Regions from separate parts of the Homo sapiens genome. Here region 2 is linked to region 1. Evidence: chromatin contacts called from ENCODE Hi-C or POLR2A ChIA-PET data. All regions are on one chromosome and are shown on one strand. The core of a region is the stretch at or near the end of the contact, and the rest is flanking DNA. Distances in the headings are between cores, read along the strand shown. Region 1 has its middle 47 kb from the start of KL. Region 2 overlaps LINC00423 (long intergenic non-protein coding RNA 423).

Region 1 (3,700 bases), core at 624-3,123:
TCCTATCAGAAGAATCAGCATTTTTTGTTCCATAATTTGGAATATCAAAACCTCCCTTGAATAAGATTTATGTGTAGAAATATACAGCAAGGCATGTGTGTGTACCTTTATTATAACTTCAAGTTATAATAAAGACACCATTCTTGTCATCCTCAGGTTGGCCCAACCTGTAGGGACTGAGCCTGGCCCACTGCCCTGACTCATACAGGCCAATGATTTGGGACTCCTGATGGGTCCTCCTGAGCAGCCAAATCTTCTATCACCTTGAACACATTTGGTGGAGTAAAATATTGCCCAAGTTTTATGATCACAGTGTGTGCAGAATGAAAATGATAGAAAGAAAGAGAAAGGAGGGAGGGAGGAAGGAAAGAGGGGAGTCACAAAGTGGCTGAGGCCAAAAAGAGAAACCTAAGCAGAAGTAGGTAGACCAGAAGTTCAAAAAGTGTGACTGCAGGAAAGGTGAAGAATTACTGCCGCCAGAAGATGCTGGAAGCTTTTGTCCTTCTCCACCACCTCATCCTACTGAAGTTCACAATCACAGGGTCACTAGCAATCTTTTCCTAGCAACGGTTTCCTACTGGCCATGAAGTCATTCATCAGACACCTGTTAAATACCTTCTAGGCCCAGGTGTGGTGTCAAGTAGTTTGATCCTTATTCCTTAATCCCCACAACAGCCCTACGGGGTAGGCGGGAACCATGTAGCCCTGTGCTTCACACAGAGGAAATACTTGACAAATAATTGTTGGAACACTGTATGTTCTCACTTATAAGTGGGAGCCAAGCTCTGGGTATGCAAAGGCATACAGGTTAGTATAGTGGACATTGGAGACTCAGAGCAGGGAGGGATAAAAAGCTACATATCGGGTACAATATACACTACTCCTGTGATGGGTACACTAAACTTTCAGACTTTCACTACTATACAGTTCATCCATGTAATTAAAAACCACTTGTACCCCTAAAGCTACTGAAATAAAAAAAAGTATTAAACAAATGTTTGTTGAATAAGTAGTTTCAATCAAATAGAAAACATGCTGTGATAGGGTACACTGGGGATTCCATGGGAGCTACTAAGAGGAGTATCGGAGCACTCCTTTCGGAGGGCACAAATTATTTTACCTCTCTTTTCCCAGTGTCTCGCACAGAGGGCAGCAGCCAGTGTTTGTTGAATGAATGAGTGAGTGTTTGGATAAATTAAAACTAAGAAAAGCTACCCATAGATAGGCAAATCAGATTCTGTTTCAAATCTTTATTTGGGAGTTTATAATTACAAAAATTCTTTCTTTAAGGCAGATTTCAACTCTGATTATATTGCCATTGCTGTGCCTGAATAAAACATCACAAATCCGTTCTTCTTAAAAACAAATTTGAACCTAATCTGTTAAACAGAACCAGCTTTCAGCAGATTTTTTGTCTTCTCCCCTGCTGCTCTATATCCTGTGTCCACAAACAATGGATGAAAAGGGAAAAAACTCAGTTTAAAATATTTTCCTTGCACAGAAGAAAAAAAGCCAAAAAGGAAGCTTAATGTTTTTTGCCCGACTCATTCTGGGGACAGTTGATGGAATTGGCTATTTTTGCATTTATATACTCACAGCCTTATGTTTCTTGATAGTTTTTATCTCCCTCCCATCAGAATCATCACAAAGTTCTTTACCAATTATACAGCAAAGAAATTATATCATTATATAATGCCACAGATTGTGACAATTCAATGTTAAATAGCAGCCTAACATACTGAAAAGTATAACAGGAAGGAAAAACATTAACAAATGAGCTCATCTAGCTTATTATAGGAAGCAGGGCTTCAAAGTTCCCATTCTGCAGCAACAGCAGCAGCAAACATCAGCTAAGAGGGATGGGTGGATCGAGCACACGCGTAGCAAACAAGAACCTTGAAAGCGGCAGGCTGTGGGCAAACTGAAGTTTCATTTTCTATGTAGCTGACTCAGTCCAGCATGGACTTAGCTTTCCCCTCAAAAGTCCTCTGAGGTCATCAGACTCTGTTAATTTTCTCCTAGTATTCCATTAAAGAATTAGAGGCAGGCAAGGAGTCAAATTTGTAGAATTCGTTATGAAACCGTTGTCTGCTGATGGTGATGGTGCGGGCCTTCCTTGCTCACTGTTCACATGGTTTCTGGCATTTGAAAGCAGGGAAATGTGCTCATCAGAGTGGAATTTTTTTATTTCCATACATGGCTGATTTGCAAGGGGAAGGGGGAACCCATTCTATTACAGAGGTATATTCTGCAAAATACATCTGATGTGTTTCGCAGACACTTTTTACTCTTTAATGTTTGGTGGTCTTTGATTCGCTACCTGAATTCCATCAGCTTCTAACACAGAGTTTGGTCTCTTCTGTGACACTGGCTGCACATGGTTGGATGAAATAGTTAAAGAGACCATATCTAGAAGGAAGATAGCCAAAGCTTCTAAGCACAGTAAGCCAGATTCCCTGCAATAAGCCAGATTTGGGGCCAGATATTTTCCATCCAAAACCATGAAGCAGGTATTCCTGCTCCATTTTATGGGAGAAAACAAAAAACAAAAAACCTCTGAGACTTAGACTAAGTCAACATTTCACAAACTATGGTTCGTAGAGTTCATGAATCCAAATCACCTGGAAAACTTGTAAAATGCAGTTCTCTGGGCCTCACCATAAAACAACTCAATCAGAATATCTAGGGTGGGGCCCTGGAATATGATTTTAGCAAGTCCAAGTGGTTCTCACGTACCAAGGTCTTATTGGATGAGCAGTGTACCCAGGGTCACCCTGCTAGGAAAGGGTGGAGACAGGATTCCCACTTAGGTCCGTGGACTCCAAAGCCTGTATTTTTGCTGTTTCTGAGCTCCCTTCTAACATTCTAACATGTTATGAATATAACCAACTTAAAATATCATAGTAATAATAACAATAGTTTTTTATTGAATACTTAGTGTGGCAGGCCAAAGAATACTTAACACACACTATCCCAGTGATCCTCTCAACACCCTACTGGGGTCAGAATTATTACTGTATTATTATCTATTTTGCATATGTGGAAACTTAAGTTGGAGAAGTTATTTTAATCCTTAACCATCTGTAGCAAAGGTAGTGTTAAGAATTACTTTCAGGAGGCTGTTCGATTTAGTCAAAACAAAGGATTTCTATGCAAATGAAGCTTTAAGATAAATGCCTTTGTTCTCCCTCCCACATAGACAGCCCCTCCTAAACCCATCCAGTGTGGAAATTCTGGAGACTGCACTGGTCTTACTGGAAAGCCTAAGTTCTTAACCATTATTCAGTCCTGCTTCACACATTGAACACCCATTTCTTTTTAGCATAATTATTTCATTTCATTTCAATTCCATCAAATGCTTGTGGAGCATCCAATTTATAATAGGCATGTGCTGAGCCTGTAGGAGATGGGAAGGCCAATTAGACAGAACTTTGCGCTCCTAAACCTCACCACCTAAGGAGATAGGGAAATAGAGACCATAAGTAGTGTAATCAAGATCACAAAACACAAGAAAAGAACAAAGAGGGAATGGCTCATTGTAACTAGGAGAACAGGAGCTCACACGCCTAGCCACTACATCTACCTGTCAACAAATGACCATGAGATCAATGGAGGAAGGAAAAAGGAGAAAAATGTACTTTCTGAATAACAACCTGCAGATTGGGGAAACGTAGCTTCCAGGGAAATAAAAAACACGTCT
Region 2 (4,113 bases), core at 1,447-3,946, 64 kb after region 1:
CTTATTCAGTACATGCAAATCATCATGTACTTTGTATTAAAAACCAAAATCTTTTAAAGATCAGAACAGCCAGAGGCAGAAACAAGATTGGGTTGTAATACTTTAAGGCTACAGCAAGATGTACATCAAATAGATTCTGCTACATTTTCAGCAAACTCCCTTTTCAAATATGAAGTACATTAGTAATTTGCCGTGAGGGGGAAAGCAAATCATAACAGCATCTTGATGTAAGAGGAAAGTACACTTATGGGGAAAGTGCTGGACGTTTCTTTCAGTGAGGAACTACGTACAGGATTCAGAATTCCCAGGATTTGAAAGTTGTGCTGCAGAAGCACCAGTTAGAACTGAAAATCTCCTGGGTTCCTTTAATAATACCACAAACCAAAGTGAACTAAACTTCTGGGAGGATTCTTCTGAGCAAATCCATGTTTCATAGAACAAAATCAAACATGCACAGCTTCCACCTAAGTTCACCAGATTGTGCTGCACACATGATGAATAATTCAAAAGTAACAGACAAGTGATTTTTGTCAACTTTATGGCCTTGGTTCGTTGTTTTGTTTTGTTTTGTTTTGTTTTGTTTTGGGGTTTGCTTGTTTGTTTGTTTGTTTTTTGAAATGGAGTTTTGCTCTTGTCGCCCAGGCTGGAGTACAGTGGCGTGATCTCAGCTCATTGCAACCTCTGCCTCCCGGGTTCAAGTGGTTCTCTGCCTCAGCCTCCCAAGTAGCTGGGATTATAGACATCCGCCACCATGCCCTGCTAACTTTTTGTATTTTTAGTAGAGATAGGTTTCCACCATGTTGGGCAGGCTGGTCACGAACTCCTGACCTCAGGTGATCCACTTGCTTCGACCTCCCAAAGTGCTGGGATTACAGGCAGGAGCCACAGCACCCGGCCCTATGGCCTTGGTTCTTTATCAGTCTACTAGACTTTGAATGCTAAACCAAACAAGGAGGTCACACAAACATCTAGAAGCAGTATTCAAATCTAGACCACTATTGAAATTGGCTTAGTCCAGTTGAAATCAACTCCAAGTTTAAATGACCTGAGTCAGGAAATTATTTTGGGTAGCATTTCCCAGCAAGGTGGTCTGATGAGTGAGATTTGCTGTTATTATGTTGTTGGTGCTGCTGTTACTGGTTTATGTTTTTTGTTTTGTTTGCTTTGGTTGTGTTTGGTTTGGTTTGGTTTGGGGCTTTCTTTCAGTTGGTCTTAATGTTCAGAATTTTTTCTGTGCTGCTGCCAGATGTTAAGTGATAGTTGGCTCCCCGACAGCCTGCATTCTGAAAAATAATAAAACATAGGCCACCAGAGGTATAAAATAAATAAAAACCACAAAACCAAGTTTGTTAACTTTCCAGGCAAGGAAGCACACACTAGTAAAGAAATTCACTGAATAGTTAGCAGAGAGGGGGAAAGTTAGGGATTTTTCAATCTAGAAAATGAGGGCTCACAGATTAGGGTTTGAACACCAGCATTGCAGGTGGCCCCAGTGAACCCAAAGGCCTGAACCCAGTTGGCTCAAACAAATCCAGTCATTCATTGGTCAAGCAAGAGTCTTTGGTTGGGCCTGTAGGGGTTTTGTGTTTGGGTCCATTTCAGCTGCTTAGAATGGGTTAGGAGGAGACACAATGTTGATTTTGATATCTCCTAGGGCAAACGTGGCTGAAAGTGGACATTTTTGCCTTGACAACTCCATCTGCTCCTCCTCTATGAAAGCTCCATCCAGGGCCAGGCGCGGTGGCTCGTGCCTGTAATCAACACTTTGGGAGGCCAAGGTAGGTGTATCCCCTGAGGTCAGGAGTTCGAAACCAGCCTGGCCAACATGGTGAAACCCAGTCTCCGGTAAAAATACAAACATAGCCAGGCATGGTGGTGCATGCCTGTAATCCCAGCTACTTGGGAGGCTGAGGCACGAAGAATTGCTTGAACCCAGGAGGCGGAGGTTGCAGCGAGCCAAGATCGTGCCATTGCACTCCAGCCTGGGCAACAAGAGTGAAACTTTGTCTCAAAAAAAAAAAAAAAAAAGCTCCATCTATGACAAGGGTGTGCATTTGGTGGTTTGTCTCCCTTTATAGTCTTAAGCTCAGTGTCCTGGAATTTGGCAGTCATCTTTGGTAAATGTAAAACATGTCTACGAGTAAATGTAGTTCACATGTTCAAGGGGTCTCCAATGCCCTGCCCTGGTTCTGCTCTAGGATTAGCCCTTCTTCCAAATTCCACTTTTATCCAACATGCCAGGATCCTAGCTTTGAACTTCTCTTTGAACAGCAAATAGTAGCTGGTAAAAAATACTTTTGTATGATTACATCAGACAATTGTGACCCCCTCAGAGCAATCGTGTTCCCCAGAATTCTTGGTAGATTTTAGGAATATTGATGTGCAAATGTCAAAGAATGCTTTCACAATGTAGCAGATGATGGAGAAAGGGAGGTGGGATGATAAAGAAGAGAGAATAGAAGTTAGGAGGAAAGGGAAGAAAAAGAGCTTAATGAATATCATTGTGGTGAAGCACAAAGAGAGATGAAAGAAAAATGGTATGGGAGAAAAATGATAGCATTGAATAAACCTAACTGAGCCAGGGCCGTATGTGACCAGAAGGCCAGAGAGAAACAGCAGCAGCTGGAGAAGGCTGCAAAGCTAAGCAAGTTCATTTTGCACAGTCCGGGCAGGAAAATGCTGTTGGCTAGAACAGAAAATAACGTGATTTTTCCCCTGCTGATGCATCTCTGGGATCCTGCCAAGGCTCTATTCTGCAGAACCAAAAACTAAATAGACTAATTTATTCAGATGTGTTCCCTTCGTTCTCTCCCTAGAATGGTTTAAACCTGCCCAGGATACCAGAAATTTCTGTGAATTTGGATGACAAGGCATTAGCCAGCATGTTTCTCTCCCTCCCACAACACCTGCTGCTAAAGAGGAAGCATTTGCCCCTCGCATGCAAATCGTTTTTTGTAAATGAGGCATCTAATGAGCACTCTCATGGAAGTACCCTAGAGCAGGTAACACTTACATGAGGCACAAACTCAAAAATGAAAAAGAAACTCATTATCTGCAAGCCCAGACCTAAGCATTTGCTATAAAACCACCATTCTCAATCTTTTCCTTGAACGTAATTAATAGTTCCCCAAAATCCTCTGTGAATATTTGCCCAGCTATGGCACCCAGAGCCCTTGTTGTAAGTTCAGAATCAATGTTAGAACTGTAAAAACCTTAGAGATCATCCAGGTACGTGCCTTCTTCTCTCAGAAGAAGACATTGCAGCCAAGAGAGTTGTGCGAATTACTCAGGGTTACACTACTAATTAGGAAAAGGTCTCCTAATTCTCAGTACAACATTCATTTCACTGCTCTATGACTCACATCCTGACTTATCACCCACATTCTCTCCTCCACCTTCATCATGTCCCTTGCCACTGAAGAATTCATTTTTCTGCCACAACAGAAAATCTAACAGACAGTGGTTAAAACCATAAAGATAATTCTTGTTTCCTAGTTGAGAGGCTGGATGTAGGTGGCCCCAGGATTTGTCTGCTGCTCAACGATGTGATCAAGAACTCAGGCTTTTCTCATCCTTCTGTCTGGGCACCTGCAGTGTGCAAATCCTTCATCTCTGAACCTGTGATTTCATGGTGACTGGATGGCTTCCACAGTTCCAGGCATTATGTAGTCATGCCAGTGCCCAGGCAGAAAAGAAAGGGATGGGCAGAAAAGGACTTTGCTTTTGGATCAGGGAGGAAAATCTTTTCCAGAAATAAGATTTCCTTTTATTTCTCCTTGGCCAAAACTAGATTCTGTGGTCATCCGAAGCTGAAAGAAAACCTAAGAGAGAAATTATCTGGCAAATGGTAACATTGCCATCATTAAAAAAAAAACAGGATTATGTCACAAGAAAGAAAGGTGTGTGGCTGTTAGGCAAGTATATCAGTTAACTACATAAAAAAGACACCAGAGAAAATTATCTCTAAATATGCTGGGTTAACTCAGGAATAGAGATAAGACTATAATCTGGAATGCAAGAAATGGCAAGCCACCAATGCATTCAGTGAGGGAAGGGTAAGGGGACTTTTATTAGCAAAAAAACAGATTTACACAAGATGCTTAGAAACAGAGT

Evidence for each region. A loop is a pair of places that touch in the nucleus more often than their neighbours do. ChIA-PET counts read pairs that join two places held with the same protein, here RNA polymerase II (POLR2A). Pooled maps may share reads with other maps.
Region 2: a loop to region 1 is called in a pooled map, with 2.5 times the contacts of the local background. The contact joins two enhancer-like sites. A Hi-C loop is called at or near these places in 1 of 168 maps with a recorded cell type or tissue (astrocyte of the cerebellum) and 2 of 50 pooled maps. POLR2A ChIA-PET finds 5 or more read pairs at or near these places in 3 of 52 experiments (GM10248, Panc1 and activated CD8-positive, alpha-beta memory T cell).

Annotation. Positions count from the first base shown.
Region 1 is chr13:32,968,047-32,971,746 of GRCh38, reverse strand. No RefSeq gene overlaps it. Among named protein-coding and RNA genes, the nearest start is that of KL, 47 kb to the left of the region's middle. Within about 2 kb of position 1,873, at least 6 of the 41 ENCODE cell types and tissues checked have a DNase peak (open chromatin) inside an H3K27ac peak, as active enhancers do.
Region 2 is chr13:32,904,559-32,908,671 of GRCh38, reverse strand. LINC00423 (long intergenic non-protein coding RNA 423) reads left to right here. Exons shown (of 5, transcript NR_047020.1): 3 at 1,655-1,778. Among named protein-coding and RNA genes, the nearest start is that of LINC00423, 5.0 kb to the left of the region's middle. RefSeq lists an enhancer at 3,305-3,384. Within about 2 kb of position 2,696, at least 5 of the 41 ENCODE cell types and tissues checked have a DNase peak (open chromatin) inside an H3K27ac peak, as active enhancers do.